Linked DNA regions of Homo sapiens: region 1 is linked to region 2. A link is a loop called in an ENCODE intact Hi-C map of the cell type or tissue named here. Cell type or tissue: mammary epithelial cell. All regions are shown on one strand. Links, peaks and the distances in the headings refer to the core of each region. The heading gives the core; the rest is flanking DNA. Region 1 has its middle 23 kb from the start of ESRRB. Region 2 overlaps TTLL5 (tubulin tyrosine ligase like 5).

The links. Hi-C counts contacts between places; a loop is a spot of excess contacts. Peaks named below come from ENCODE experiments on the same cell type or tissue, not always from the same donor. Only the 100,000 strongest peaks of a DNase experiment are listed, where the experiment ranks them.
Region 1: a loop joins it to region 2, with 16 times the contacts of the local background. A loop is called at or near these places in 24 of 110 quality-filtered maps.

Annotation. Positions count from the first base shown.
Region 1 is chr14:76,345,195-76,360,604 of GRCh38, forward strand. It overlaps a transcript of ESRRB not described here. Among named protein-coding and RNA genes, the nearest start is that of ESRRB, 23 kb to the right of the region's middle. RefSeq lists an enhancer at 7,853-8,042. In mammary epithelial cell, for the core only: a CTCF peak has its summit at 7,768 (motif pointing left); no DNase peak of the experiment used is centred there; H3K4me3 peaks cover 286 bases.
Region 2 is chr14:75,702,622-75,718,031 of GRCh38, forward strand. It overlaps TTLL5 (tubulin tyrosine ligase like 5), which reads left to right. Exons shown (of 32, transcript NM_015072.5): 8 at 4,397-4,466; 9 at 5,002-5,086; 10 at 15,240-15,341. Among named protein-coding and RNA genes, the nearest start is that of TTLL5, 49 kb to the left of the region's middle. RefSeq lists an enhancer at 9,258-9,367. In mammary epithelial cell, for the core only: CTCF peaks have their summits at 6,778 (motif pointing right) and 8,691 (motif pointing right); a DNase peak (open chromatin) is centred at 9,400; H3K27ac peaks cover 1,325 bases.

The DNA.
Region 1 (15,410 bases), core at 4,466-12,465, 640 kb after region 2:
CCTAACTAAACTAAAGAGCTTTTGCACAGTAAAAGGAACAGTCAGCAGAGTAAACAGACAACCCACAGAGTGGGAGAAAATCTTCACAATCTATTCATCTGACAAAGGACTAATATCCAGAATCTACAACGAACTCAAACAAACCAGTAAGAAAAAAACAAACAATCCCATCAAAAAAGTGGGCTAAGGACATGAATAGACAATTCTCAAAAGAAGATACACAAATGGCCAACAAACATGAAAAAATGCTCAACATCACTAAAGATCAGGGAAATGCAAATCAAAACCACAATGCGATACTATACCTTACTCCTGCAAGAATGGCCGTAATCAAAAAATCAAAAAACAGTAGATGTTGGCATGGATGCTGTGATCAGGAACACTTCCACACTGCTGGTGGGAATGTACACTAGTACAGCCACTATGGAAAACAGTGTGGAGATTCGTGAAAGAACTAAAAGTAGAACCACCAATTTGATCCAGCAGTCCCACTACTGGGTATCCACCCAGAGGAAAAGTGTTGTGCTTTTCAACACTTGCCCTGGCTGCTCTGTAGAGGAGGAGTTGCAGAGTAGCTTGAATAAGATCAGAGAGACCCAATTAATAAAGCCAAGACTTGAATTCAGACCTTCCGGGCTCTGTCTCACGTTTGTTTTTTAGGTAGGTACTGTGTGCCAGGCTGTGTGTCTTGCTTTCCCAGGGCTGCTGTCACAAATTGCCACACACCAGGTAGCTTCAAACAACAGAAATGGATTCTTTTGCAGTTCTGGAGGCCAGAAGTCCAAAATCAAGGTGCTGGCAGGGCCATTTGAGGAAGGATCTGTCCATGCCTCTCTCCTGGTATCCGGTGGTTGCCGGAAACGCTTGGTGTTTCTTGGCCTGTAGACATATCATTAGGGCCCGCTTTAATCTCACATGACCTCATCTTGATTACACAGGCAAAGATCCTATTTGTAAATAAGCCCGCATTCACAGAGTGGACATGGATTTTGAGGATATACTATTCAACCCAGTACATGGTCAGGGCTAAAAAGATGGAATCCATGCAGATCCTGCCCTTAAGGTGAAGGAAAGCTGCTCCTCCAACTTCTGTAATACTTGGTGGGGAACTGCTATGTGTCCTAAGTGGGAATGCTAACCCCTCTGATCGGCTGAGACGCCTACAGCCCAGCCTTCTCTAAATCCCCAAAGGCCAGACCCTGAAATGACTTCCACCCGGGGCACCCATCCCTGGCTCACCCAGGGCAACACCCTTAGTGTCCTGGGTTTGAAAGCAGGAGGCAGAGAGCATAGGGGTCTGCAGGTTGCTTTTGTCTGCTGGAGGGACTCCCCTGGGGCTAGGCCTCAAGACACCATGGGGGCTTGGTGCTGGGTGAGCTGACCTGAGCCTGGATTTCTGGCTGGGAGTGCCAGCCTCCATGCCCCTCCTTCCCATCCCTCAGGCAGCCCGGCTGTGCCCAGGCACCTCAACTGGGAGCTGCTTCTGGGGGCTGCTCCCCCACATGCCCAGACCACGGGAGCATCTGCCCCAGCTGCTCCAGACAGGCCATCCCCAGCCAAGCCAAGCCAGAGTCCTGCAAGGTCTGAGAGGTGTGCCCAGGATCCACCAGGATTCTGTAATTGGACTGCTGTTCTTTCATTTTGCCACGCCGTAGTCTGTGGATTATAGACACCACATGCTATAGATTTCCTGTCAGAGCTCATGAATCAAGCCCCACTGTCTTATTTACTGTCGGCCAGCAGCTGTGAATAACATCACCCCCAACACACATGCTCACAGGCACGTGCTTATGCAAACACTGCCCGCAGAGCCAGGCCAAGGCTGGGACCCAGATGCCACTATGGGGGCTGTAGCAGGAAGTGAGGTTTCTCTGACACCTTTGTCCCTTACCCTGGCCTCTTGGAAACAAGCAGTCTCCCTATATCACCCTGTAGGGAGACTGATGCCTTCAGATGTCATCTTTCCTCATCCACCTCAGGGTTACTGTCTGTGGGCTGAAGGAGGAGTCCAGACCCTAGACTAGGCTGTGAGCTATCAGCCTATGCCTATGTATGTGGGTAGTGGGAAAAGATTACTATTGTGCATGGACTCTGGAGGCAGAGAGATGTGGTTCAAATCCCAGCCAGGTCTCTTAGTACTTATGCAATCCTGAGCTGGTTACATGTTCCCTGAGTCTTAGTTTCCGCACCAATAAAATGGGGACAGTATTTGCTCATGAAGTGTGTGTGTGTGTGTGTGTCACACACACACACCGAGAAAACTAAATGAGAATTAAATGGGTAACACTTAGCACAGAATGGGGGGCCCAATACTCTAAGCTACTATTATGGACGCTAAAGCCAGTGCCTGCAACAGTGCATGTCATAGACACTGAAATAGCTCACTTAATCTGCCCAACAACTCTTCCAGGTAGGTATCTCTTCATTTTGCATATAAAGAACCCAAAGCTCAGAGGGGTTAAGTAATTTGTCCAAAGTTGTACAGCTAGTAAGTGATGGAGCCTGGACTCCAATCCAGTTCTGCCTGACCCCAAGGTCCAGAGCATCTCTATTACACTCACCTTGAGGTCAAGGACTCTGAGCAAACAGTTCAGGAGACTCCTCACCCCACTGAGTCACCAACCAGTCAGATCACCAATGGGCAGCAGCCACTTCCTTTCTCCTACCTGAGGGCACAGACCATGTGTGTCTAATTCACTGTTCTTTCTATATGTGACAAATGGTCAGGAAATACTTGGATGGATAGGTGGATGCTGGATAGATGGCTGTGTCCCTACAGATGTCATAAGAATGACATCTGAGTATGTTTTAAACTAAATACCTACCACACTTCCCAATGAATTTCTTTTGTTCAGTATCCTTCATTAAGTTGGTGCAAAAGTAATTGTGAGTTTTGCCATTACTTTCAATGGCAAAAACCTCAATAACTTTTGCACCAACCTAATAATTATTAGCCACTTCAAGGTGGCACAAACCTGGTAAAATCATCATTAAAATGCAAATTCCTTCACTTCAATTTAAAGAGAGATGTCAGATGTCCACAAAGGAAACACTGATAACCTTTCCCCCAGGCTCAGCACCAGACCCAGCCCTGTGGTGGGTGTCTGGGGCTTGAGACTGTTAGTTTCCATAGACTTGCAAGAGGCTGTACTTACAGGACAACAGGAGGTTTTCCAACGTGAATATTGTTTCCGTCATACCCACACAGGCTGGTTTCTTAGTATTCTTTCCTTGTGTCTAAAATGTAAGTCAGGAAAGAGGACCAGACTTCAATTTTTCTGGGCTGTCCTCCTGCTCACCTGTGCAAGACCTCAGAATCATCCTTAGCCAACTGAATTCTTAAAGCCAGTGCAGTTCCTGAGAAAACAGGTCACTCAGTCTCTCCAAGCCTCAATTTCCTAGTCCATAAAATGGGACTGAGAATACCTGTCTCACAGGGATGCTATAGAGCTTAGAGTCTTTGATTCTTCTTCTCAAATCTAGGCTGAGGGATCATATTTTATTTATTTCCTTTGTGTCTGGGCAAGTGCATAGACTGTGTTAAATAAATATGGGTGATTGCGGGGTTTTGGGGTGCCACCCGGGGCTTTGGGGACACTGCGCATAGTTACTGATATACCCCGTGTTGATGCAGGTGTTAAGTCCCCTTTTGCCTAGGAAGGTGGGTGCATCCTCTTTCTCCCCCCAAGAACAGAAACTTCCACGGAGTAATAAGGCCTGTAGGGCATATAGCATTTGAATGAGACACACCTACCCTGTGGGATGCCACTAACTTCAAGGCCTGCTCGTGAGTCATCTCCAAGCAGGCCCCCCTTCCCACTCCCCCAGAAAAGCTTTCACTAGCTTGTTCTGTGCCCAGAGGAAATGCTTCATCCTCAAATGTAATTGTGTCTGAGGAGGTGTCCTCTGTGACCAGGGGGGTCACAGAGCCAATGAGTGAGTCAGCGCATCCGGACAGAGTTAATTAAAGCAGCGAGGGCTGGCGGGGCAGCTGGAGTCCGGAGTGGCTGAGCTGCTATGGCGGGAGACAGCTCCCATCAGGAATGGGGCCCAGTGCATGCCAGGGCTCCCTCTGTGGTCTCCTGGGCTCCAAAGGGTGCAAAGCGGGGATCACGAAAGGAGGCAACAAAGGGAAAGGCAAGATCTCAGTGGCTCACACCTAACTCAATCTACATTCTGTACGCAATATCCACAAATAATCAAGAGTTTCCTGCAACATCTCTGTGTCCAGAGGGATGCACTGGTCTGGGAAGGGAGGGGTAATTCTTTTAGACTGTCCTTAACCCAAGAAGGTGTGGCCTCCTGCGAGATGCTCAAGATCTCCAGGGTCTAGAATGGTGCCTGGCACATCCTAGGCACTTAATGGACAGCTCTAGAATGAATGAATGAATGAGATTTGGACTCTCTAGTTGGGGTTTATCTGAACTACCAATAGCCTAGTGGGTGGTAAGAGAAGGATGAGAAAAAGGAAAGCAGAGAGCATCCTCGTCCACTAGAACGTAAATTCCGTAGAGGCAGGTCATTTTGTCTGGTTTTTCCCTGCTGGGTCCCCAGCACCTGGAACAGTGCCTGACTCTGAGTGCGTGCTCATTAAAGATTTGTTTAGTGATGAATGAATAGAGAAGGGAAAAAGGGAAGGAAAGACTCAGGAAAAGGAAAGAGCCTTTGCAGCTAGGAAAATACTGCTGCACTACTGGGGAAGTAGGGTCCATGTGCCTGGGGTGGGTCTAATGAAAACCAGGCTTACATTCAGTAAGATTCATCAGGCTTACTATTCTCTCTGCCACCTCACACTCCTTTTCTTGGGTACCTGTTCCTGTGGGAGACAAGTATTCTTTTAGTGAGTGATACTGGAGCGTTCTTTTCTTCCTCTACTCCCTTGCTGCCACCCACCAACCTGCCCCAACTTCTGAAATTCCCATCCTGGGGGAGGTTCCCATGAAGGGCTCCTCTACACCTACATGGAGCAACTGCCCTGAATCTCTGCTCCTCTCCCTCCCACATAAGCTGGGCTGGACAATCCAGAAGGAACCTCTACTTCTCACTAAAGCATGTCCGCCCTCAAGCCAGCCAGGGGTGTGGGTAGGGCGGACCATGTGCCTAGCTTCCTTTGATCATAGAAAACACTGTGCTGGACACAGAACAATTCAAAACAGCCCTTGCCCTCGAGAAGTTTGCTACCTTCCTAGAGAGACAGGACATATGCCTGCGAATGTTTGTACATCCAGAAAAATGTCAGCAAGCTGAAGGGGTTTGAGAAACACTTGCATGGCTGCCCAGGAGACTCAAAGTGACTGTTGCCAGGGCCCCAACCTACCAGGACGGCAGAAGCCACTAGTGTCTGTAACTTCACAATGAGGGACTGAGTCACTCCCCAGTTTTCAGATTTGGCACTTTGTTTATTTTCAAACCAGAATATCCTAAGCCAAGCAAATCAATATTCTGTCTCCCAGAGCCTGAAGCCCTCTGATGAGCCAGGTACAATGACAGCTGTATCGAGGCACTTTAGGGGGTGATTGTTGAGGGAGAGAGACCGGGTCAGGCATGACTCCCCACAAGGCTGATGGCCTCTACCTGATGCCACCATGGACCACCTGGACACAGCTTGATGGACTAGCAGGACGCAGCTTCTCCCTCTGCCCTGTCCTTCGGCAGGAATCAACAGGCAGTACATCAGTGACATGAGGCTTTGGCAGTGCTGAGTGAGGCTGGCAGGTGAGGTACAGGGGCCCTGGGCACACCTGCCTGCTGTCTGCCTTGCCTCTGCCAGATGAATACACCTTTGTCATCTTGACTGGTAACCATGGGTCTATTCAGTCAGGTAGAGGATGGTGATGCTGAGACCACAGGTTGGGGGTAGATGTCATTGAGGCCGGTGAGCTTTGCACCTGTGCATCACCTCAGTATTCCCCCAACCCTGGCCACTGTGGGGCTGGAGTGAGAAAAAGAACCTGGATGAGGGAGCACACCATCCCCATGAATGGAAAAGAATTAAAGTTAATATCATTAGAGTGGTTTCCTAGGGCAGCTATACCAAAGTACCACACACTGAGTGGCTTAAAAATAAATAAATGTATTGTCTCACTGTTCTGAAGGTTAGAAGTCCAAGATCAAGGTATGGGCAGTGCCATGCCCCCTATAAAACCCTGGGGAGGATTCTTCCTACGTCTTCCTCACTTATGGTGGTTGCTGGCAGTCACTGGTGTTCCTGGCTTGGAGCTGCAGCACTTCAGTCTCCTCTGTTGTAACATGTCTGTGTCATCCCCATGTCTTCTCCTCTTCTTATAGGGCCACTGGTTGCATTGGGTTAGGGCTTGCCCTGCTCCAGTATGGCCTCATCTTAACTTGACATCTGCAATGACCATATTTCTAAATAAGGTCACATTCTCAGGTACTGGGGGTGAGGACTTCAGCATATCTTTTCGAGGGATGCAATTCAACCCATAACAGCCATCAGTATACCACCTTCTGGGTGAAGGTGAAGGAATATTATCTCATGTATGCCACCATATGCAAAAAGCTTGTTTTCCTTTCTGTTCAGAGCATATGACCTCTTCTCACCTCTTCTCATAAACCAACAAGAAACAAGGACTGGGTGAATGTCAGTGGGGGACTCTCTATAGCTGATGAAGAGTATAAACTTCACTGGGTGCAGTGGTTCATGCCTGTAGTCACAGCTACTTGGGTGGCTGAGGCGGGAGGATCACTGGGGCCCAGGAGTTCAAGGCTGCAGGGAACTATGATGGCACTACTGCACTCGAGCCTGGGAGACAGAGTGAGACCCAGTCTCTTAAAAAAAAAAAAAAAAAAAAAAAGCAAACTCCAAGAAAGCAAGTGAACAGGTTTTTAAGTGTCCTGTTCGCTGTTGAGTCAGTGCCTGGCACAGAGTAGATTTGTTGAATGAATGGATAAGTGAATATGGTGGTTGGAGCTCCACAGGCTGGAGTGAACTGTGTGACTCAGGAAAACCACTTACCCTCCTTTACCCGCCTGACTTTTTTCGTGTGTAAAATGAGAATCAGAACAAGTACACGTAATTTACACATCATTGGGAGCATTGCATAAGAACCTATGTAAATGCCTTAACTCAGTTCCCAGCATGCAGTAAGTGTTCAGTACATGTTAATTAAATCAGAACCTGTTGGCGGCCACTGAGCAGTCTTTGAGGTTTGGGGCAGCTGCAGTAGTGATGCCAGCCTAGCAAGCGGGAACGTATCTACTCAACTCTTCTGCAGGAAAGGGTTGAGCTACCTTAACCAGGGAGCTGCTAGTGAGAAAGTGATCAAGCCTCAAGCGGACCTGGGAGACTAGATTACTAGAGAAGTATTATTACAGGGCACCGGTTGGGGGCACAGGCCCTGGAGCCAGACCCTGGGCCTTCAAATCCCAGGTTTAGCCCCAGCCAGGTGTGGGACCTCTGGCGCAGGGAAGCTCAAGTTTCTCTGACTATAAAGTGGAGACAATAATAACATCTGGCTTTCTGGTGAGGATTGGATAACAGTGCCTGGCACATGGTGAGTATTGTGTAAGTTTGATATTACTAGTGTAACTTTTCTATGTCCTCGGCCCCGGTTGCTCTGAGCTAGCTGATTGGAAAGCCCTAACCCTCGAACTCCGGGCTTTCTGGGAACGCGGGCTCTCTCCCCTCTTTCCCTCCGCCCCCACGCGCACACAGGCGAGCACCGTCCGCCCTTCCTAGTTCCCACCGCGCGCCCCTCGCTGAGCGCTCCGCACACTCTGAGATCCAGCGCGCCCTCTGGTGGCACACGGCCCCGAATCGCCGCGCTCCTGCGGGCCGCGCGCAGGGTCGCCGGGTAGGCACAGGCACGTCCCGTGGCCACGGACCTTTGCCCTCTGAGGCACCCTAGACCTTGGCTTTCTCTCTCTCCATTGCTCTTGTGAGAAAAGCTGCCTCGCTCTGCGGCCTCTCTCACGAGCGTGCCATTGTCCCGGAGAGTCCGGGAGTTGAAACAGCCCCTGGATAGAGCTGGGGAGAGGGCAGCACCCCCTTATCTTGGTGAGGTTTCAGGGCTTGCCCTCCTGGTTCTAACCTCAAAGGAGGGAGTTTAGCTAGGAGACAGCTGTTTTTACAGTCCCCAACCCCACCACTTTTTTCTCTGATGTGCTGTTGAAACCGATGGGCAGCTGAAAGGCCCTCATCTCTGCAAATCCGCCTGACTTAAGGTTCACCCTGTATGTCTTGGGTTCGCCAGCCATTACCATCCCCTAAGACTCGGGGATTACAGTTCCCGCCCTGCCTGCCTCTGTGTGGGTTTATTTAGGCCTTCCAGCCCCATCACTTCATCATCATCATCATTTATGAACCGCTAAGCATGTGCCAGGCACTGTTCTAAGTGCTTTGTGCATATAACTCATTTTATCTGGACAAGAGAAGAAACTATAAGTACAGGAGAGCCTATGAGGAAACTGAGGCACAGAGCGATTAGTGACTTGTCCAAGATCACAGATTGTAAGGGCTGGGTGTGGTGGCTCATGCCTGTAATCCCAGCACTTCAGGAGGCCAAGGCAGGAGGATCGCTTGAGCCCAGGGGTTTGAGACCAGCCTGGGCAACATAGTGAGACGCTATGTCTCACTATGTTAGTTACAAAAAAATTAAAAATTATCCAGATGTGGTGGTGTGTACTTGTGGTCCAGCTACTCAGGAGGCTGAACCCGGAGGATCACGAGCCCAGGAAGCTGAGGCTGCAGTCAGCTATGGTGGAGCCATGGAACTCCAGCCTGGGCAACAGAGCGAGACCCTGTCTCAAAATAAAAATAAAGAAAAGAAAAGAAAACTAAAAGGTCACACATTGCAGGGGTTTGAACCCTAGCAGCCTGACTCCAAGCCTATGTCAGCCCCGCTGGGTCCTGCTGCCTCCCTGCTGAGCTTTGTGTGGCTGGTCCTGCTCCCTTGCTTTGCATCCACATACCCTGACCTCTCCATCTGGAATGCCCTTCCTCACCCCCGGGAAATCTGCTTGGCCAACTCCTCTGTGAGCCCTTCCTTGGCCCCCAGGGTCCTCTACCCGCCCCCCCCCCCACCCACACTTCCACCCTCACCTCTCCATGTGCCTGTCATTAGTGTTACTTGCTTGCCCCTACCACTGGGCTGTGGGGCTGCTGACAGCAGAGGCTGTTTTCTGTTCATATTTGCTCTCTCCACTGCCTAGTACGATGCCAGGGACATGGCAAGTGCTCCTGCGATGAAGCCAGGCTCACATAGCAGCAGCCTTTTTCCAGGGACCTATCTCACCATTGCACTCTGAAGGGGGAGGACAAGTGCATTAGTCCCATTTTACAGATGTAAAGGCTGAGGTCCCGGGGGTGAGGGATTCATCCAACATTGTGACCCAAATGGGAGACACTCTTACCACAGTCCCTTGTTCTGTGCTCAGTGTCTTAGGCCAAAGGCTTCTGAGGGACCAGAATAAGGTGAGGGGCTGACCCACAAGAACCCATGGGGTCTCGGGGGTGGAAGAGTGTGCCTCATTTGTGTAGGTAGGTCCTGGGCTTTTTTTTTTTTTTTTTCTTTGAAATGAGTTTTGCTCTTGTTGCCCAGGCTGGAGTGCAATGGCTCGATCTCAGCTCACTGCAACCTCCACCACCTGGGTTCAAGAGATTCTCCTGCCTCAGCCTCCTGAGTAGCTGGAATTATAGGCATCCACCACCACGCCCGGCTAATTTTTTGTATTTTTAGTAGAGATGAACGTTCACCATGTTGGCCAGGCTGGTCTCGAACTCCTGACCTCAGGTGATCCACCCACCTCAGCCTCCCAGATTGCTGGGATTACAGGCATGAGCCACCATGCCCGGCCGGTCCTGGGCTTTATCTGCACGGGCCAAGGAGGAGAGAATTTGAAATCCGTGTTTGTTTTATTCTCTAGGGTCTCCCCTGGAAAGATGTCACCCTTTGGGTATACCTTCCTCCTCGGATGGGTCTTTTCCAGGCAGCCTTCCTTGCAGTCTGAAGCCGGGGCCAGGTGGCCAGAGGCGGTAGAGACCCAAGTAGGGCTCAGAGAAGTTAAGGACAAAGATAGGGACAGCTACCAGGGCTGGGGATGCTGCTCTATAGGGCAGCTTGGGACCCGAAATACTGAGTTTGTGTGTGTTAAGGACCCTGGCAGACTTTTACCACGCCCTTCTCCCTTTCACCACTCATGTTTCCCTCACTCCCCATTGCCCATCCACATGGTTCCCAACTTTCAAGACTCAGCCCAAGCCTCACCACTCCCTCTTGGGCCCAAGTCACTTGTTTCGTCTGCCACGTCCCCACAGTACTCCATCCAAGCCATGTCACTGAGCACTCTAGCTTGTATCAATGTGGATCATTTGCAAGACTTTCCCAGGCCAGTCATTTCTCCTGCTCTAATGGACACCACTTAAAAAGAAAAATCAGATATTCTGTCCTGTCTGGGTCCCCCTCACTGGACAGTACAATGCTGGGCAGTAATAAATGCTCAAGGGTGGCCAAGCTGCCTAACTTCTCTGAGCCTCAGTTTTCTTCTCTGTAAAGTGGGGATAATATATGTATATGTGAGACTGTATACATCAGAGCACCCAGCACAGGGTCCAACACATAGGAGGGAATCATTCGATGTTAGTTCCCCATCTTCCTCATCAACACTTTCCTGCTGCACCCTCAGCCTCCTGCTCCAATCAGAAAATGAGGCATGGTGAATAGTATTCTCTCTCACCCCACCCTGGCCCCAGGTGTCTGGTGTGCAGAGGATCAGATGACCCTCTTCCGCAATCTCTTCCCCCCAACCTTGAGGGGCTGCAGGGGACTCTCTGGGCTCCAGCCAAGTGGAGGTTGGAACTTGCTTCTTCCTTGCAATGCCCAGAGGGAGCCATGGGGAGCTGGAGGTAGAAGTTGAAGGAATGGCTGTCATTGACATGACCTGCTCCACAGCCCTTTCTCATCATCACCACAAATGGATCGGTGAATGAATGGGTGGAAGAGTCAGAGAAGGGGCTAGGGTTTCTCTCTGGGCATTTTCTGGGTTCATGAGTGATGGTGCAGAGAGCACAGGCTGACCCTCCTTACCCTTTCTCTGCCTGGCTGTGTCTACAGCAAAGCATTGACTCCTACATTGTGGTGCAGGGAGGAGCAGGTTTATGGGATGTGCTTGTCTAAGTGTTTTCTCCTATGAACCCATTTAATCTCACAATCACTCTAGGAGGCTGGTACTCTCTCTCTCCCATTTTACAGATAAGGAGACTGCGACAGAGACTTGCTCAGATTATACGACTACCCCAGAGACTCTAGCCCCAAAGCCTGTGCTCTATGTTATCCTGACTCTAGGATGACAGAACGAACATTGTCATTGAAACCCACAGTCTGATTCCTTCTAGCCCCAGCCTGCCCTTCTGGCCCATGGCCATGTGGCCCCACCAACCTCACGTGACCCCACTGACCTCACATGGCCCCATGTGTGCACCCTCTTTTTAGACCTCCCCACTCTGTGCTAACTCCAGACTCATCCTATCCTCTTGGTGCTGCCTGCCTTTCAAGGGGAGGGGGCAGGTCCCTTAGGAAATGGAGAACAAGCAATGCATGAATAAATAATCACTCCTGTCCAGCCCCATCAGCGCATGGTCCTGCAATTGTTCTGCGAGGCTGGATTCTCCTGTGGGTTTTAACTCACTCTTATTCTCTTGTCCAACTTTATGCTCCCTCACTGTCTGTCCCCCATGATTTCCATCTCTCCTGAGGAGGGAAAGGGGCCTTGTTGGGCCTTTGATGGCCACTAGGAGCTCCTCTGAGGATCCTCAGGGAAGGTTGACTCTCTCCCTGAACCCCCTCTCCTCCACATGCACCCCCTGGGGGAGGGTGTGGGCTCCTGCTGGTGCCCCTGCCAAGCTATAGCCCAGCTAATGGAGGATAATCTACTAGTATCCGCCACTCCTCCCCAATGAGGGATAATCTACTAGCATCCACCACTCCTGCCCAGTGCCACCAGAAGTATTTTTCTGGGTTCACGGGGCATGAGAGAGAAGAATCTATATCCAGAAATTTTAAGGTGCAAGGAGGAGCTCAGAAATGCACAAAAGTATTACCCAAGATGGGATTCACATTTTTTACAAACAGTGCAAATAATAAAGAGCCCTAATAAAACATTCAGAGCCTTTGACTTAGTCATTTCTCCTCGGACAGCTGATTCTAAGGAAATAATTCCAGAGAAGAAAAAGGATGCATGAGACATGAGGAGGTTCATTGCAGAATAGAAGCAGCCTACATATGGGGGAATGATGGTTAATTGACACTTTGATATGATGGTACAATGTGGGGTCATTTTCTTTCTTTTATGTATGTATATAAGTGTTTATTTATTTATAGAGATGGGGGTCTCGCTCCCTGCCTAGACTGGAGAGCAGAGGCATGATCACAGCTCACTGTAGCCTTGATCTCCTGGACTCAAATGATTCTTCTGCCTCAGTCTTCCAAGTAGCTGGTACTATGGCATGCACCACCATGCTTGGCTAAATTTTACAAACATCTTTTAGAGCTGGGGATCTTGCTACATTGCCCAGGTCGGTCTCAAATGCCTGGTCTCAGGTGATCCTCTCACCTTGGCCTCCCGAGTAGCTGGGATTACAGGTATGAGCCACACATTAAGCTGGGATCGTTTTAAATAGTGTTTATGAAAATTATGTAACAACATGGAACAGGGACATTCTAACAGGATAAAATACAAAACTACATAAAATATATGTGCAGAAGGGAATGAGCAACACTGAAATAATTTTGGTGTAAGTGAGGTGACTAGGATAGTAACTTTCTTTAAAATAAATTGCCTGTTTGAAATATTCCTGCAATTTAAAAAAAAAATTGCAGGCTGGGCACGGTGGCTCTCGCCTGTAATCCCAGCACTTTGGAAGGCTGAGGCGGGCAGATCACATGAGGTCAGGAGTTCGAGACCAGCCTGGCCAACATGGCAAAACCCCGTCTCTACTAAAAATACAAAAATTATCCAGGCGTGGTGGCGGGCGCCTGTAATCCCAGCTACTCGGGAGGCTGAGGCAGGAGAATCGCTTGAACCTGGGAGGTGGAGGTTTCAGTGAGCCAAGATTGCGCCACTGCACTCCAGCCTGGGATACGGAGCAAGACTCTGTCTCAAAAAAAAAAAAAAAGAAAGAAAGAAAGAAAGAAAGAAAGAAAGAAAGAAAGAAAGAAAGAAAGAAAGAAAGAAAGAAAGAAAGAAAGAAAGAAAGAAAGAAAAGAAAAGAAAAAGAAAAAAATGGCAATGGATGGGGCAGGGGTGGGATTAGGAGGAAGCATGAGCTGGGGTGCTGCAGGGTTTGATTTTCTCATCGGCGTGCTGGGTACATAGATATGTTCATTTAATGAAAATTCAGTTAACTGTATGCTTAGGATATGCGAACACTTCTGTATGTATACTGTACTTCAATAAAAAGTTGACAAAAGAAAAAATAAGAAAAAAGTAAGACATGGTGATCACCTTGCGTTCACTAAAACACACTGTGAACTGCAATCTGCACCATCTATGGCTAATAGATTTCCCTTCTAAAATGTTTTCTTGTTAAAAATTAGTAATGACTGTTTTTAAAAGCCCTGTTTTCTGAGATTGTTTGAAGCTGAAGATATGGATAGTAAGAAGACAGACTTAAGAGCTTAAAACATGTAGAATCTGTAAAACTTCTAAATTAGTGGCTCCCATGCTTGAGAATCTTCTCCATGACTTGAGCGCTTGTGAAAACACAGATTGCTGGTCCCCACCCGGCAAGTCTGTGGTGGGACCCGAGAATATGCATTTCTAATACTTTCCCAGGTGATACTGGCGCTGCTGGCTTTGTGGAACCCACATTGAGAACCACTGCCCTGAAATAACCTTCTAGAATACCAAGCATGTTGGTAGGGGAAGACCATTGCTGAGAAACATCGCCACATGTTCTTCCTTCTGCAAAACCGAAGCTGGTGTTAAGTTTCGATAATAATAATTCTAACATCCAGAGGACATCAGTTCCTATGATCATCTGGCACTATGATCTGTGCAGAATGAATTGATTTTAACTGACCCTACTGATGTCTTCCAAAAACTCTAGCTGAAGCTGGTATTGCTGTCGTCAGGTATGAAAGGTACATAGAGAGAAACCCATTCAAGGGTGAGGAAATGCACAAATTAGAACTATTGGCATTATATCTTTAAACACAAGTGACTGCCTTTTATAGGGGTGAAAAAACAATAAATAACATTTATTGAGCAATTACTCTATGCCAGGCACTATGCTGAGAACTTTTATCTGCCTTGTCTCATTTCATTCGCAGAAGCACCCTATTAGGTCAGTCCTATCAGTATCCCCATTGCCCAGAGAGTTGAGTAGAGTAGCTCCCCAGAAGCCCACAGCCGATACATGGGGGAGTCAGGGTTGAAGCCCAGGTCCAGAGCCAGTGCTCTTGCCCAGACAGACCCCGATGGGTACACAGTAACCTCCTCTTGGAACCACCTGAGGAAGTGGCCCACAGGGAGGAGGCAGAATCCCAGGGCTGTTGGAATGGGCAGGCCAGGGAAAGCAGAGGGCTTGTGGGAAGGGTTCGTGCAGGAGGCAGTCTTCTCGGAAGGTAAGCATGAGAAGGGAGGAAGAGGAAACAAAGTGAAGGAAAACACCCAGGAGGCAAGGCGATGTGACTCGTATTTGCTGGGACTCTTGGGAGTGAAAGAAAAGCAACTGACACAGCAGAAGCCCCAAAGGCTCACGTATCTGTTATGTCTGGGCAGATCCTGTCTTCAGGTATGGTTGGATCCAGGATCATCAGGACTCCACCTCTCCTTATTTTCTGACTTCTGTAAAGGGGCATAATAGAAAAAGAAAAGAAATAAGGCTAAAGTCAGGTTGCCAGGGTCTAGTTTTCAATTGCCCAAGTGCTCTGATGCCTCTCAGTGGGATGCCTGTGCCAGGGACTTCTCTTCCTCCCTCTCTGAGTGAGCATGGCAGGTGGAGAGTGCCCTGCTGGCTGACTGTGTCCCCAGTGCACTGTCACATTGCTCTGCTCTGAGTCCAGCGTGTTGTATGGAGGCTGATAATCCCATCCTGTGTGGGCACATCCTGGTACAGCCATGCACCTTTCTAGGGTTCCTAGTGGAACCACTGGATTTCCTCCCTCTCCATGAACTCCAAGATACTTGGGTCTCCGGAGCAGAGCAGGGATCTGGTTAGTTGTAGACAGGTGAACTGGAAGGAGAGGGAGAGGGAGAGAGAGAGACAGAGAGAGACAGAGACAGAGAGACAGCATATGAAGAGGCCAACTTTGCTGTAGCAGGCTAGAACCCATGAAATCAAGTAGGCAAGAGAGAGCACTGGGCAAGTATGCAAACCTTCAACACCTAGTGGCCCTACCGCCAGTAGAACATGACCCTGAGAATACCCTGGACACTGACCAACAGACTTC
Region 2 (15,410 bases), core at 3,170-11,169:
CCCTAACTCTTCCCTGGATGCCGAATCTCAGTGGGGTGACATGTCTTAGAGAATGTGTTTGGCAGGCTATGTAAGAGTCTTTTTCTCCCTCCCACCTCTCCCTGGGCTGAATCCTTTGAGACCCCCTGCATAGATCAAAGTACTTGGCAGGACCTTTTGCCTTCCCCCTCCCTCTTTGTGAAGCTTTGGAATGAGTCTGATTCTTTTAGGTATTTAGTGGAAGTGCCAGACAGAAGCCTGGGAGGATGCCAGGAGGCATGAGGGGAGCTGGCAACATGCGGACATAATGGGAAAATACTCCTGTTTTACCCCAAAACTGGAATTTTACCACCTTTTACCCAGACCTGCAAACCATGTTGTTAATACTCTTCTCTCTCCTTACACAAAAGGCATAACCATCCCCTCTTTTCCATGCCTGGATCCTTTCCCATGGAATATGTGACCCATTAGCCAACTGGATGAAGTAACTCTTTCCAAGGCTGCTGCCTGCTTTCCTTTTAGATTTAAGCAGGAGGGTGAGGAGAGGGAATGCTGAGGCAGAGGGTCTGGGAGCAGAACTAATGTGAGTGAGTGAGGGATTTAGGCAGTGGGGATGGAGTTGGTGTGAGGGCCAAATGAAAATATCTTCCCCTCTCTTCCCACTGGAGTGAGAGGGCCACTTACTAAAACTTCCCTATAGTAGTCATAACCTTTTGGAAACTCTCTGCAAATAGCAACTTTTACCATTACGAGAACGAGATAAAGGATAGCAAAAGCATCACTTTTATGTAACACTGAAAAGAGAAGTGTGGACCACAGATGGAAACATCTCGGTTGGCTAACGTGGTCTCATAAGGATGTGCTCTTTAGAAATACAGCATAAAGGAACAAAGCTGTGTTTGCTCCACTCCTTCAGTAACCATGACTAAATGCCATATTTTCCCAATTTAGTATATTCAAAGCAAGGAGGGGAAAGAATGGGTGTTTTCTGATTAAGGTATGAATTTGATTATGGAAGTCAAGTTTACTCATTCTTGTCTCACACATGATCCATGGGAAATACAGTATTGATACATTCTCTGAGACTTTCACATGTTAGGAGAGTGTTAGGTCACTCTAGTCCCTCCTATATTCGTGAATATAATTCTGTACTCTCTTGTTTCTGTTTGTTTATGTGTTTTTATCTTAGGTTCCCTTTGTTTTTCTCATTGCTCAACAAGTATTTCAGGAGTGCCTACTGTGTTGTCACTCCTTAAAAGCTTTTGAGAAATTCTCCTAATTATTATGTATCTCCAATTTTCATAATAGTACCACTCAGTACTCTGAGTAGAATGGCATGCAGCAGGTAGTGATGAATGCTGTTGAGCTGTGGGACTTTGTAATTAGAACCACATATATTCTGTTAAGTTTGCAGTAATAATAACTAATGTTTATTGAGCCTACCACTGTCCTTTCTAAACATAATCTCACTTAATCCATATATGAACCCTATGAGGTAGTTATTATTTCCTTAATAAGTGGTAGAGTCAAGGTTGTAACTCAGGTCCAGATGATTCCAGCATAGACACTCTTAACCACTATATCATTCTCCTTTACAATGACTTAACAGATACCATGAGCTTTAACCTTAAGGTCCATTTAGAAAGATACCTTTCCAGCCAGGCGCAGTGGCTCATGCCTGTAATCCCAGCACTTTGGGAGGCTGAGGCGGGCATATCACTTGAGGCCAGGAGTTTGAGACCAGCCTGGGCAACATGGTGAAACCCCATCTCTACTAAAAATACAAAAATTAGCTGGGTATGGTGGTACGTGTCTGTAATCCCAACTACTGGGGAGGCTGAGGCAGGGCAGTTGCTTGAACCTAGGAAGTGGAGGTTGCAGTGAGCTGAAATAACACCATTGGACTCCAGCCTGGGCGAAGAAATGAGATGCTGTCTTAGAAAAGAAAGATGTGTTTCCAACTTTCCCAACAATTCAGATTCCTACTTCAGCATTCTTTGGGAGGCAGTTTGAGCTTTGAATTGGAATAATTTGAAATGAGTTAACTGGGGATTGATGAAAGGAAACAGGCTTGAAGATATCAAAAAGTTTTTCTTAGTTGCTCTTCAGTCTGTAACGCTGTGCAAAGAAACTATATCCAAACCTTTCTTTTCTTCTGGGAGTCTACAGTTTAATTCCCAATGCGGATAGAAGTGAGGGATAAAGACAATAGAACACATAGTAAAGTTACCTAAATATTGTAAGGGTTTATGTTACGTGTAACTCAAAGGATAAATGTGTATGGTGAGCAAGGGAGGAGAGGAAATGGGCATGGGCGTTAGATGTGTCATGGAATGATGACCACTATCAGCATATTCTCTGCTGTGGAGAAAAGTTGGGTGAGTAGATATTTATTGTAGCCTATAGGTTCTACTCAGTAGGAAGAGAGCTGTGATTGTTTGATTTTACGTTTACAACATAGCCTGCAGCTGTATAGTGATTGCATCAATTCTCATTGAGCAGATTCAAAATGGAGATAGTACTTACGAGAAGCTGATCAAGAAATGTAAGGGAGTCAGGAAATGGTATGGATGATGAAGTTCATTAGGGATGAATCAGTAATGATGTCATTGTGTTCCTATGATGCGTAGAGATGGGTTGTGAAAGCTGTGTTCTGACTTTGAGATAGCAGCAGTGGGAACTGAGAGAGGACTCTCATTCTGACTTCAGAGCTGCTCATACTGGTTGTGTATAATGTTATAGGTCACAAAATTATCATATGAAAAACAGTAGTAGTATTGAGGGTAGGAAATGCATTGTTATAAAGACAAACTTTTGAATTTGGGGGACAATTAAATTTGAGAGCAGAATATTGGGAAGAGGTAAGAATAAAGCCTAAAAGCGAAGCCTGTGAGGAAGACTCCCTGGATTCCGTTGCTGCTCTATTGCTTATTAGCTCCGTGACTTTGAGCAGGTCCCTAACCCACTCTGATTCTTTTTTAATCTATAAAATGTGGATGGTGATATACCTGCCTCATGGGGTTGGGTGAGGATTAAATGAAATAATCCTGTGAACAGACTTAGAACAGCACTTGGCACATCCACGTGTTTAGTACATTTGTTAAATTTTGTGTCTGCAAATGTTGATGGTTATTTCTGTTGCCTTTACTGTAGCTATTATCAACCTAATTATTATCACTACCACTTCCCTTTTGGAGCCCTTTTGTCCTACATGGATTGTGGTGACTTCCAGCTTTATCTAATCACATGTGAAGGTTTTTTTTTTTCTCCCAGATATTTTAATCTTGCTGTTTCCTTAATCTAGAATCCACAATAATTTCCTGCTTCCCACCATGCTAAATATAAACTCCCTTTGCCAGGGGTTCAAATCCCTTTGTCAGTAGGGTACCTCCCTCCTCATTGTTTAACCATGTCTTTCATAATTTCCCAGTTCAGTCTTTTAGCCCCAGGTCTGTGAATCGGCCCACCCTCCTTTCTACTGGGCTTGGTGCGTGCCATCTTCCGATGATGGGCTCCTTTCTTCTCCACCATGTGCTTCCCAGCCTTCACTCATTTCTGCATCTACTCTTCTGGGACAAGTCTTCCCTGACTGGTCCCACCTGATTGGTCTGCACTTTAACTTTGTAACCTGGCATCTTGTATTTATAGAAATGCTGCTTTGTGTTCTTTTAAATTCTATATTTTGCTGTTCCTCTACCTAAATATTAAACTTTTCAGGGATAGGGATTTACTGAATCTTAAATCTGCCAGGCAGAGATTATATGTGTTATGTTCATCATGGTATCCCCAGTGCCATATGCAGTGTCCACAGTACTTTTCTATTTATTGTATAAACAACTGTTTTTCATTGAAGAAATCTTTTAAAGACCTTATTCACTCTTTGCATACAGTTGCTTAGCAAATACCCTTAAGTGAATCAATTAAACACCTATCTCATTTTACAGAGAAAATGCTAGGATCCATTGTGGATCTGTAAGTTCTCCAAACATGTTAATGAAAGCCTTCATTTAAGAATAGTAGTAGTATTTTTAAATTTCCATTATACTTCAGGGAGAAAGCAAGTTTTCATTTATTTTTAAAGTGGCTCTTATTTTCTTGGCAGGTAACTATTTAATATCATGTATATACATCTTTAAGGCTATTAGGCTTATTTATTTATTTATTTATTTATTTATTATTTATTATGTGAGAGGTACTGTGTAAATTTATTTTTCCTGCATCGTAATTGGATGCCTATAGTGTTATAGAAGTGATATTATATGGCCAACTGAATATATGGGTACCTTGGAGGAAACTTTAACCAGAATTTTAGTTTTCCACCTTACCATTTCTTTAAAGGTTAAGAACTTTGCTCCCTTATTGTAAATTAGGATTCCTGTGTATTTCTATTCTTTCATTCTTTCTCTTTACTCAATAGCCAAACCAGATCTCCCTGGAAGAGAACATTTTGGTCTCCCGTTACATTAACAACCCCCTGCTCATAGATGGTGAGTTGTGATTAGGCCCTTGACCAAATTGGGCCAGATTTTTGCTCAACTTTTTAAGCTTTTCATAGCCTTCTCTAGTAAGTCTTTATTATACTGTTGTGAAATTCTTGACATGTGTGGCTCCAGAAAGGCAGCAGGTTCCTTACCTATCTCACGGGATTTATCTGAAGGTGAAATGAGACAATATAAGAGAAAGTGCTTTATAGGTTATATAGTAGTATATGTATGAAAATTGTGCAGTAATTAATATATATGAAAATGACACACATATGCATTATATATACATTACAGTTATATTAATGTATATATACATTATACGGTTTTTATTATGTACTATATACATAATATGTATACGGTACAATTATATAGTATAATTATTAGTTATCCTCCGAAGTCAAGGTGTGTGAGCAGTGTGTGTTTCATGTGGAGTGTAGGAATGTTCTTTCTTTCATGTTTCTTGGTTTCGTTGTTTATTCTGTAACAGGAAACAAATGAACTTAGTTTTTTTTTGTGAATACAAACTTTTTTTTTTTAGATTTCAAGTTTGACGTGCGCCTCTATGTGCTCGTGACTTCCTATGATCCTCTTGTCATCTATCTCTATGAAGAAGGATTGGCTAGGTAAGAAGCTGTTTGGGGGTGAAGGGGTTGGGTGGGTATATTAAGGGTGGGTATATTAAGAGTGGATCCATTAACAAGTTTATTAAATCAGATCATGCTATTTTTACTTGTCATTACTGCTTACAGATGCAATCCACCTCCTCAACTGCTGTGCTCTATAACATCAAAGCCAGTATGCCTAAAAAGAACTTCAGAAATTAGGCTTATTTGTCTGTAGTCTCACTGCATGTCCACACATAAGGTGTGTAAACATCTTCCCCAGCACTGATCCAGGATCATATGGTATTTTCCTGCAGTGACAATTGTTATGAAGCTCCTAGGATATTAAGATAATTTGCTGTTATTCTTCAGGATAGATGTAGAAAGAAAAATAAAATCCTACCTGTATTTGCCTATTATATGCCAGGCATTTATTTTCATCCTCGCAACAACCTTTTAGTTGATGCATTTTTGCAGTTGAGGAAACAGATTTAGAGGTGGGAGAAGTGGAATGGGGATTTGACCTCATGGATCTGACTCCAGAGCTCAGGGCTCAGACAATTTCATGCCCTCTCATATTTGGAAGGTATTAATTGAGGGTTTTTTTTTTTTTCCTTAACATGCAAGTTACTTTACAGTGGTTGTACATACATTGTTCTCTTTTTGTTAAGGTGCTTTTTTTTGTTTGTTTTTGAGATGGCGTGATCTCGGCTCACTGCAAGCTCTGCCTCCAGGTTCACGCCATTCTCCTGCCTCAGCCTCCTGAGTAGCTGGGACAACAGGTGCCCCCCACCATGCCTGGCTAATGTTTTGTATTTTTAGTAGAGACGAGGTTTCACTGTGTTAGCCAGGATGGTCTCGATCTCCTGACCTCGTGATCCGCCTGCCTCAGCCTCCCAAAGTGCTGGGATTACAGGTGTGAGCCACCACACCTGGCCTGTTGAGGTGCTTTCTAAGTTTTAAGGTAATGTGACTTACAAGATTAAGTTCAAGTTGTTATATTTTGAAGTTTTGTTTCCTCTAGCCACAGAATTTTACAGGTAATTGTTTTTGTAAACCCTTTAAATTGTTTAAAATAAGTATGTAACTACTATGCTGTGTTCTTCCCCCCAACAAAACTAAATTTTTGTATTAGCCAACTAGTTTGCCCTGAAGTTCTTTTTATGCGTAGTGCCTTTGATATAGAGCAGGGGTGTCCAATCTTTTGGCTTCCCTGGGCCACATTGGAAGAAGAATTGTCTTGGGCCATACCTAAAATACACTAACAATAGCTGATGAGCTTAAAAAAAATTGCAAAAAACTCATAATATTTTGAGAAACTTTATAAATTTGTGTTGGGCCACATTCAAAGCTGTCCTGGGCTGTATGCAGCCTGTGGGCCTCAGGTTGGACAAGCTTGTTATAAAGCATAGCAGTTTAGGAGGTGATTTGCATCTGTGAGTGGTCACGACAAGCTAAAAAAGCCTGGTCTGTGTATGTTTCTGTATTTTAGAAAATGCAATTGGAAGATGGGAAATACCATGGATAAAAGAAGGCTACCTATTTATGTACAGGTGCTTTGACAGATATTATTGTACTCTGACAACTATTATTTTAGAATGGTCTTTTAATGATTTTAGAGACTTAGTTTTTTTCACATGTATCCTATGACTTGAAATCAGTGAGAGCAGACTAACCAAACCTCGCTGGTGGAGCTCTGTGTTCCGTTCGCCTCTAGGTGGCAGTCACAGCATTTATAAGTCCTGTCATATTCTTAACTGAGATTTTGAGTTTGAGCCCTGGGAACATTGGAGACTACCAAAACTCCCTAGTTCTGGCCTCTTCCTTGAAAATTGAGAAAGGGAAGAACTGAAACATCTCGCAGTTATTAGATAAAGGGCTGGACCAGGCATCTGAACATGAGCTGACTACTAGCTCTAATCAGGTTTTTATAGGAAAGAAATTGTCGATAATATTTGTAGACACACGTGCTCTCACGTTTTGAAGTATCACTATACAAAATTAGGTATAAAAGCCTATTCCTGGCCAGGCGTGGTGGCTCACACCTGTAATCCTAGCACTTTGGGAGGCCGAGACGGGAGGATTGCCTGAGGCCAGGAGTTCAAGACCAGTTTGGGCAACATTGTGAGACCCCATCTCATTAAAAAAAAAAAAAAAAAAAAAAAAAAAGACCAAGAAAAAGCCTATTCCCTATATTATTTAAAACAAAATGATGGTAAAATACAGTCCTGACTTCTCAGATATGCAAGGTTCTGAGGATTTTCAGCTTTATAATTTGAGACTTCTGAGCTTTCTCTCTTTTGTGTTATGAGTTTCATCATTCTCCTTCCTCTGCTCATCCTCACCTTCACTTCTCTCCTGTGTCAAGTTTTAGAAACTGATTATGTCCTGCCAAAAATTGGACTTTGGGAATAGAGAAAAGAGATGGAGGTTGTGCTTCACTGTTTCTCAAGGACATCATAGCAATATGTTTTGCTTAATATTCCAAAGATATTTTCACCTACAATATTAACAGCCCTCTCTATGGGTAAAATTTGGCATAATTTTAAGACCTTTCTGGTTCAGAGCACAACATGAGAACAACAGTACCAATGTTTATTATAGAATTTACTACAAATATGCAAGTGCTTTGGCTACTGGTTGTGTGTTGGAAGTCAGAATCTACTGAATTAAGTATAACCCTTTTGCTTCCAGCAGAAACAAAAAAATTTATACACACACACACACACACACACACACACACACACACACAATGGATGTTTTTTCACAGAATAATTAGAAAAACAGCTTTTAAAAAACTCAGACCAAGTAGAACCAGAAAGCCACATGAATTTTCAGGGCTTTGGTTAGGTTTACCTGAAAGTGTAGGTGAATATAAAAGCTTTATCAAAGCTTTACAAAAGCATAACGCATGGCAATATGATGCACTGTTTGCGGGAGTCCTGCGAGGGCACATTGTTCCGTGCAGTAATTTCAATGTGCCTAAGTTCTTGTGTCTTCACTAATTATGTATCTTGACATTCACTTGCTTTGTTGTAACCCTCAGAGTCTGTTCAACTATGTCGATAGTCTGTAGCATCTCCAGATCTGCAGCTTTTAGTTATCTTGGGCCACATGTAATTTATGTAGACATAACTGAAGATCATCAGTTTGGGATGAGATTATTGGGTTACGTTGAGGCTCAACAAGAAAAACCATAATCTTTCCTAAAGAGACGGAACAGGAGGCAAATACAATTCATTTCCTTCTTTAGAAATGAATTCCCTTACACCCTATCACTTCTGTTTTGGACCTCAAATTAATACTAGGCGACAGAAAGATTAAATTCATTTCACAAGACAGTTTTGTGATATAAGTTATTTTGTGTAAAATTTTTTAACACAAAATTAAATTCGTGAAAACCCTAGTTTCTGTATAGATGAGTGTTTTCAGTTGTCCTTATTGTTTTATTAACATAAGAAGTGGGAGAGCTCTCACTGTTTTCTCATGTGTGGGTATAGTATTGAAGAAGTGTTGCAATTGTCCCCCTGGTATTTGGGTGCAGCTTTTTGTGATTCCCACAGTAGCCCTCAGAGGTCCCCTGTGCTTTTGAATTTTACTTGCGTGTTGCTGTTTTGCACCACCAGGGGACACTCAGTTTCCACAGAGGGGTGCTATGCTCTACCAAAATGGTGCAGATTCTTTTTCCTGTCAGGGGTGGACTCCAAAAAGATTTTGTCCTGGATTTTACAGCTTTAGGTGGATCCAGTATTGGGTTTAGATGAGTTGACAGAGCCCTTTCTGAGATGAAGCTAATAGCCAGATTTTCACTGAAACAGGAAAAATAAAAATTTCAAAAAAATTAAAACAAAATGGAGTTAAAAACTAAATATGTTGCCAGAGACCCAAAGATAGGCAGCTCTAGCAACTTGGGGGGCATGCAAGTATCCATCCAGGGAGCTGAGTTCCACCCATGCGGCGGAGGTGGGAAGAGAGGATTCTGGGAAGGTCCCGGTTGGAATGGCCTTTTTTCTGCCTCAGCCATATTATTCAGTGGAAATTCAGAAAAGACCCCAAAACATTTGTAGTGCCTTTCCCTTTCTCCCCACCCCCAGTTCCTTCTTCAGTAGCCTTCCTTGCTAATTAACACTGGCTCTGCAGGGATATTTACCTTTTCTCTGCTGGATTCCTGTGGTTTTGAAAGAATTCAGGTACTTGCTGGTTGCCAAGGAATTCAGATTACCTCACAGGCTGCACACTGTCCAGAATCTGCCACAGCAGCAAGTAGGGGGGAAGAGACACCAACAAGGGGGAGAAAACCCTTTCCAGTGCTCATTGTCACCCTCCCTGGCAGGCCCTTGCTGTTTGTGAAGTTTGAGTCATTTCTGGCTCTAAAGACAAGGGATCAGGCTGGTAATCCCCTCCCAGACGGCTCTGTAGGGCGCTGCCTAGTCACTGCAGCGCTTTGGCAGTCTCCCGGCTGCAGCTGGTTGACAGCAGATCAGAGAGCTCTTGGGCCTCTTGTTCTCTTCCATAAGATTTTTCTGGGTCAGGCCAGGATGAAACCCAGTGGCTCCTGGCAAGGCTGCCTGAGGTGCTGTCTCTTCATTGTCCAGGCCTCTCTGACTCAAAATGCCTACACCTGTTGAAGGATAACTCATGTGCCACAGCGAGGTCGAGGCTGGCCTTCTCTTTTCTTGGTACATTTGTAGTGAATGTTTGTCAGAAAATATAACTACCAAAGAGGATGTTAAGCTTCTACATCTAGAATGCCTGTGACTCTGACCATAAGAAGATATTGGTATCAAAAAAAAGTTTTTAAGAAAACAGCAGGACAAAAAAAAAAAAAAAGAACATGTGGGGTCATATTCTTAGAAGAACAAACTGGTTTTTGAATAGGGGAAGAGAGTTTAAAAGATCCCACTAACTCTCTGCTTTCCTTCTTGTTTTGGTTCCATATTGGTAAAGATCTTGGAGCAAGCAACTCCAGTGCAGTTTCAGTTAATGTTTGCCAAGTCCCTACCATATGCCAAACATTGAAATCTTTTCTCCACACAGACATTCAGACTTTTAGACAAATTATCTTGATTCTCTTGATCAAATTATCTTGATCACTATCTTGATTCTCAGTGAGAAACATTAGAAAGCGAAAAGGAAATGTAACTTGTGATTTAAAAATTTATTGTCAAAATAAAGATATTGTCCAAAACAATTCATATTTGTTTTCATTGTGGTTAAAAAGGGGGGAGGGGGCGGCAAATAGTTCTATATTCATCAATAGGCTGCAAAATAGTACCTAGGGTTTCAAATTTAACAAAGAAAGTAGGAACTCTCCCACCTTTTGTTAGCTTAAAGGTCAAAGCCTTAAAGGTCTGTCGTGAGAACTTTCCTAAATCTTGATCTCATTAAGAGGGAGATACAAGACTGACTCCATCGTGTAAATTTTGGTCTACATTAGGATAAGTGTGGTCATGTAGTCATGTGCTTTATAACAATGGGCAAGGAAGGACCACATATACTATGGTATCCCATAAGATTGTAATGGAGCTGAAAAATTTCTGTCGCCTAGTGACATTGTAACATCATAACACAATGTATTACTTTTTCTATGTTTAGATACACAAATACTTACCATTGTGTTCCAGTTGCCTACAGTATTCAGTATAGTACAATGCTGTACAGGTTTGTAGCCTACAAGCAAGAAGCTGTATTATCTATCCTAGGTGTGTAGTAGGCTATACCATCCAGGTTTGTGTAAATACGCTCTATGATGTTCACACAACGATGAAATTGGCCTATCAATGCATTTCTCAGAGCATATCCCCATTGTTAAGTGACGAATGGTTGTATGTGCAAACTTGGTCCTGGGGTACCTAGTAAATAGTGCTCTTTTAGGTTATTGTTAATAGAGAAATGGTGTTGAAACTTCAGACCTAGAGAAGATGAAATTTGATAATATGTGATGGTCTAAATCAAAGGTCACTAACATAAATGCTCACAAGTACATTCACTGAAGGAAGAGTGGAGACTGGAGAATGGAGAGTACATGTCTCATCTAAAGGCATTTACTATTTAGTGCCAGCAGCTGATACTGGTATTGCCAGATCTGGTTTGTTAAGTGAGGCTTGAACATGTAGATTTTTACTGTGAAACAAAGCACTTTTTTACACTTTTAATTTTGAAACCGTTTTGAACTTATAGAGTTGTCAGAGCTGTAAGAATTATATGAAAAATTACCTTTTACCCTATGTCTAGAGATCTCATTCCAATTCTGCCAATTGTCCTAAGATTTTTTTTTTTTTTAATTACAAAAGGATCCAATCAAGGATCACATGTTGTATTTAGCCGTCGGGTCTCCGTAGTCTCCTTCAGTCTGAAACAGTTCCTTAGTCTTTCTTTGACTTTCATGATCTCAGCATTTTTGAAGATTACAGGCCAGTCATTTTGTGGATTGTCCCTCAGTTTGGGCTTGTCTGATATTTTCTCATGAAGAGACCTAGGTAATGCATTTGGGGCCAGAATACCACAAAAGTGATACTAATTCTTGTCATTGCATTATATGTGATGGCACATGCTAGTCATTTAGTGGTGTTTGACCATTTGCTTTAGGTCATCTGCTAGATTCCTCCACTGTAAAATTATTTGGTCTTACCCTTTGTAATTAGTAAGTATTTTATAAGGAGATACTTTAAATCATGTAAAATTTCATTCTTCATCTCATTTCTCATTTTTAAGAAAAATCTATTGATTTTTCTTGCCTTAATGAATTATTGCTGTAATAGTTGCCAAATGATGATTTTTTAATTCCATCATAACTTTTATTTCTTGGCATTTTTCTGTGAGGAAGAGCTTTATCTTCTCGTTTATTTATTCATCTATTTATTTATACCAATGCAGACTCAAGCGTTCCTGTTTTATTTAATGGGTTATAATTCTTTACTATCATGATTTATTTTGATGCTCAAATTGTCCCAGATTTGGCCAGTGGGAGACCTCTCAAGCTGGCTTTGTGTCCTTTTGACATGTCTTTATCATTCTTTGAGCACAAGATGTTTCAGGCTCATCTTGTTCTTTCTCTATTCTATCCCTGGAATCAACCATTTCTCCAAGGAGCACTGGTTGCTTTTTCTTGGAGTATAATATTTAGAAATCAATATCTGGGTGCTAGATACGCTCATTGTTTTGGGGCATTTCTGCTTTCAGACCCTGGCCATGAGCAGAGTTAGGAAATTATGTATTTATGTACATATACACTTGTACATCTGTATTTCTATATCTGTCTCTAATGTATTGTTGAAAAATAGAAGTTTATACTAGTACGCACAATTCTAGTTCAAAACTACAGAGTTCCTTCTTGTTTTTTGCTTTTCATATTTTAAAATCTCTTTTCCAACAGCAGGAAATCTGGCTCGCAGTATCTTTAACATATTTATTTATTTGCTCAATTCCTTTGTATGTGGCCAGTTTCCTGACCCCACTGGGCCACTGTCCCATTCAGATGCCGTTTTTATATGGATTTATACCCTTATTTGGTGGCCTCCCTGCTTAGAAAACCTCCTTGTGCTTCTGGCTGACTTCCCACCCTACTCACCATCTTCCTTTTTTTTTTTTTTTTTTTTTTGTAACTCACCATCTTCCTCATGTGGGCCCTGGCTACCCCTGGGCTGCAAGAAGGAAGGTCTGATTTTTATATGTTGTTCAGGTAATTAAAGTTTAAAAGAAAAAACAAAGCTTTTGTAGGTTAATCAGAACTTGACCAGTAGGTCACATTCAAGACTAATGTGACCTGTGGTCTAGACAATAAAAAAGAAAATAGTGGTCAGATGATGATGATGGCTTATTTACTATGGATTTTAGTGAGAGCTATAAGCTCTTACTGGGGTAGGAGGAAAGATGAACATGCACACCTTTTCTCTCCATAGTGTATGTTCCCCACTAGACTGAGGGAGATATGGAGTGGAGCACTTTCACCCTTCAGGGGAACTTTTCCTTTAAGCTTTTTTGTTTCACTTTAATTTTTGCTGCTTCTGCTTCATACACTCAGTTTAGAATTCCACGCTTTGATATTAGAAATCTTATCCTTGCTGGGGTTCAGAATAAAATGCTCCAGTGAAAAGGAAGATTAGGAAGAAGAAACATGATTTTTTTTTTTTTTAGATGTGCAGCCCTCTTGAAAAAAAGAATATAGGAATGACAAATGTGTTGGTACCCGATTCCAGCTCACCACAGACTTTTGTCAGGCTTTTCATGTTGACCAAGTTAGATCAAGTACTTGTAGTAACTACAAGAGATGAAAAGCCTCTTTTTCTGAAGCAGAAGCTTTCCCCTCCTTCTAATTCATTGTTCTTTGAGGGGAGAGGATGACAGGAGGGATGTCACCTTGAGGTAATGTCTGGCTGAGGCAGGCAGCCAGCACGGGGCCCCTTTGCATCTCACAAGAATTCAGAGAATGACAGTCTGCAACTTGCTTGGACAATCTATTAGAGGAAGATTGGGATGCATAGGCAAGGGTTACTCACCAGGGCACTGGGGTGTGACATGGCTAGAAGTTAAGTGATAACTACTGGAAGTTGGAAGTTTCTAGAAAATCTGGGGTCCTTCTCAAGCACAGACATAATAATGCTCATCAAACTCTTGTCTTTTAGCCTAGTCATCATTTTCTCTTTGTCCACATCCTTTTTCCTAGCCTCATGTTTGTTTATTTTAGTTTTTTGGGTTTGGGGTTTTTTTTCTTTTCACTATTCTTTCTTTGGCTCTTGTATATTTCTGGTACAGGGAATTAGGGAGTGGAGATAGTGGGTGGATGAGAAGAAACAGAGAAGAGGAAAGTTTTTTAATGCTGACCTTTAATGTGGTGAAAATTCATGTTGACTTCATAGTCTGAGTAAGCATATGTAAATAATTTGTAAGTCATATGAAAATAAACTTGTGGCCTTCTTTTTTTTTTCACACACTTGGATATGCCTCTTGGGAAAACCACTCTAGTGAAGGGTGATATGGTTACAGTGGTATGTAAACAGGGGTTGATATCTACCATAACCATTCGCCTTGAGTGTCCTTTTGTTGATACTGAGCATCCTTTTGTTGATATTGAGCATCACTGGAAAGTTCTCTCTTTCCCTGGTTACTTCCTTCAGAGGCACATGTATTTTATACTTTGGTCTTCTTTTGACAACAGTCCGGGATATCAAATTGCTACCCTGTTTTCAGTGGGCTCCATGTTTAATTCCTCTTTTGCCTTCATTTCAAATTCAGGACTAAGTCTCTTGCACTGTGCCCATATTTATGCCGTTTTGCTTTGTCTGCTGTTAATGCTGTCATTATCATTCTTTTTAAATGAGTATTATGGATCAGTTCTATTCTTTCTATGGATGTCAGCTCTAAGCCTACATATAGCTGTGCTGTCATTTTTTCTTTTTGCTTATTTTTTTTTTCATTGAATGCTATAGTACCAGGCACTGTGTGGGCACTCAGTCGGTGTTTCTGTTGCCTAGGCTGGAGTGTAGTGGTGCGATCACAGCTCACTGCAGCCTCTGTCTCCTGGGCTCAAGCAGTCTTCTCACCTTGGCCTCCCAAGTAGCTGGGACTACAGGTGCACACTACCACGCCTGCTTAATTTTTTAATTTTTTGTAGAGATAGGGTCTTGCAGTGTTGCCTAGGCTGGTCTCAAACTCCTGGGCTCAAGCAATCCTCCTGCCTCGGCCTCCCAAAGTGTTGAGATTAGAGGCATGAGCCACCATGCCCAGCCAGTTGTTATTTCTGGACCAGCTAATGCTGCATCTTTCACAGTATCCTACACACAATTTCCCAGGTTGTAAATAGCTATATTTTCAATTTTCATTCTTCCTATTGGTGTAATGTTCTATATAAGAGAAGCAATGTCTTGTTGTGATTAAGTCCATGGGTTTTGGAGTTGGTGTGATCTTGAACAAGTTATTTAATAGACCACATTTAGTTTTCACATCTGTTTTTCAACTTGGATACGATATTATCTACTTCATAGGGTTGCTTTAAGGATTGAATTAAGTATGACATTATAAAACACTTAGAATGGGAGTTAGCACTTAGTAGGCACTTGGTATTTGTTAGGTAATGATATTACCCTCCTTTATTATTATCTCATTGATCCTCAGTTCCAGCCTGTATTTCCTTGAAACTCTGTTCCTGGCATTTAACCTGTTTCCCTTCTATCAGGTTTGCAACTGTGCGATATGATCAAGGAGCCAAGAACATTCGGAACCAGTTCATGCATCTGACAAACTACAGTGTCAACAAGAAAAGTGGAGATTACGTCAGGTACTGGCTGTGTCTGAGCCAGAAGTCAGAGGTGTCAGTCTCAGATGTGGGTGTTGTAGAGGTGGAAAG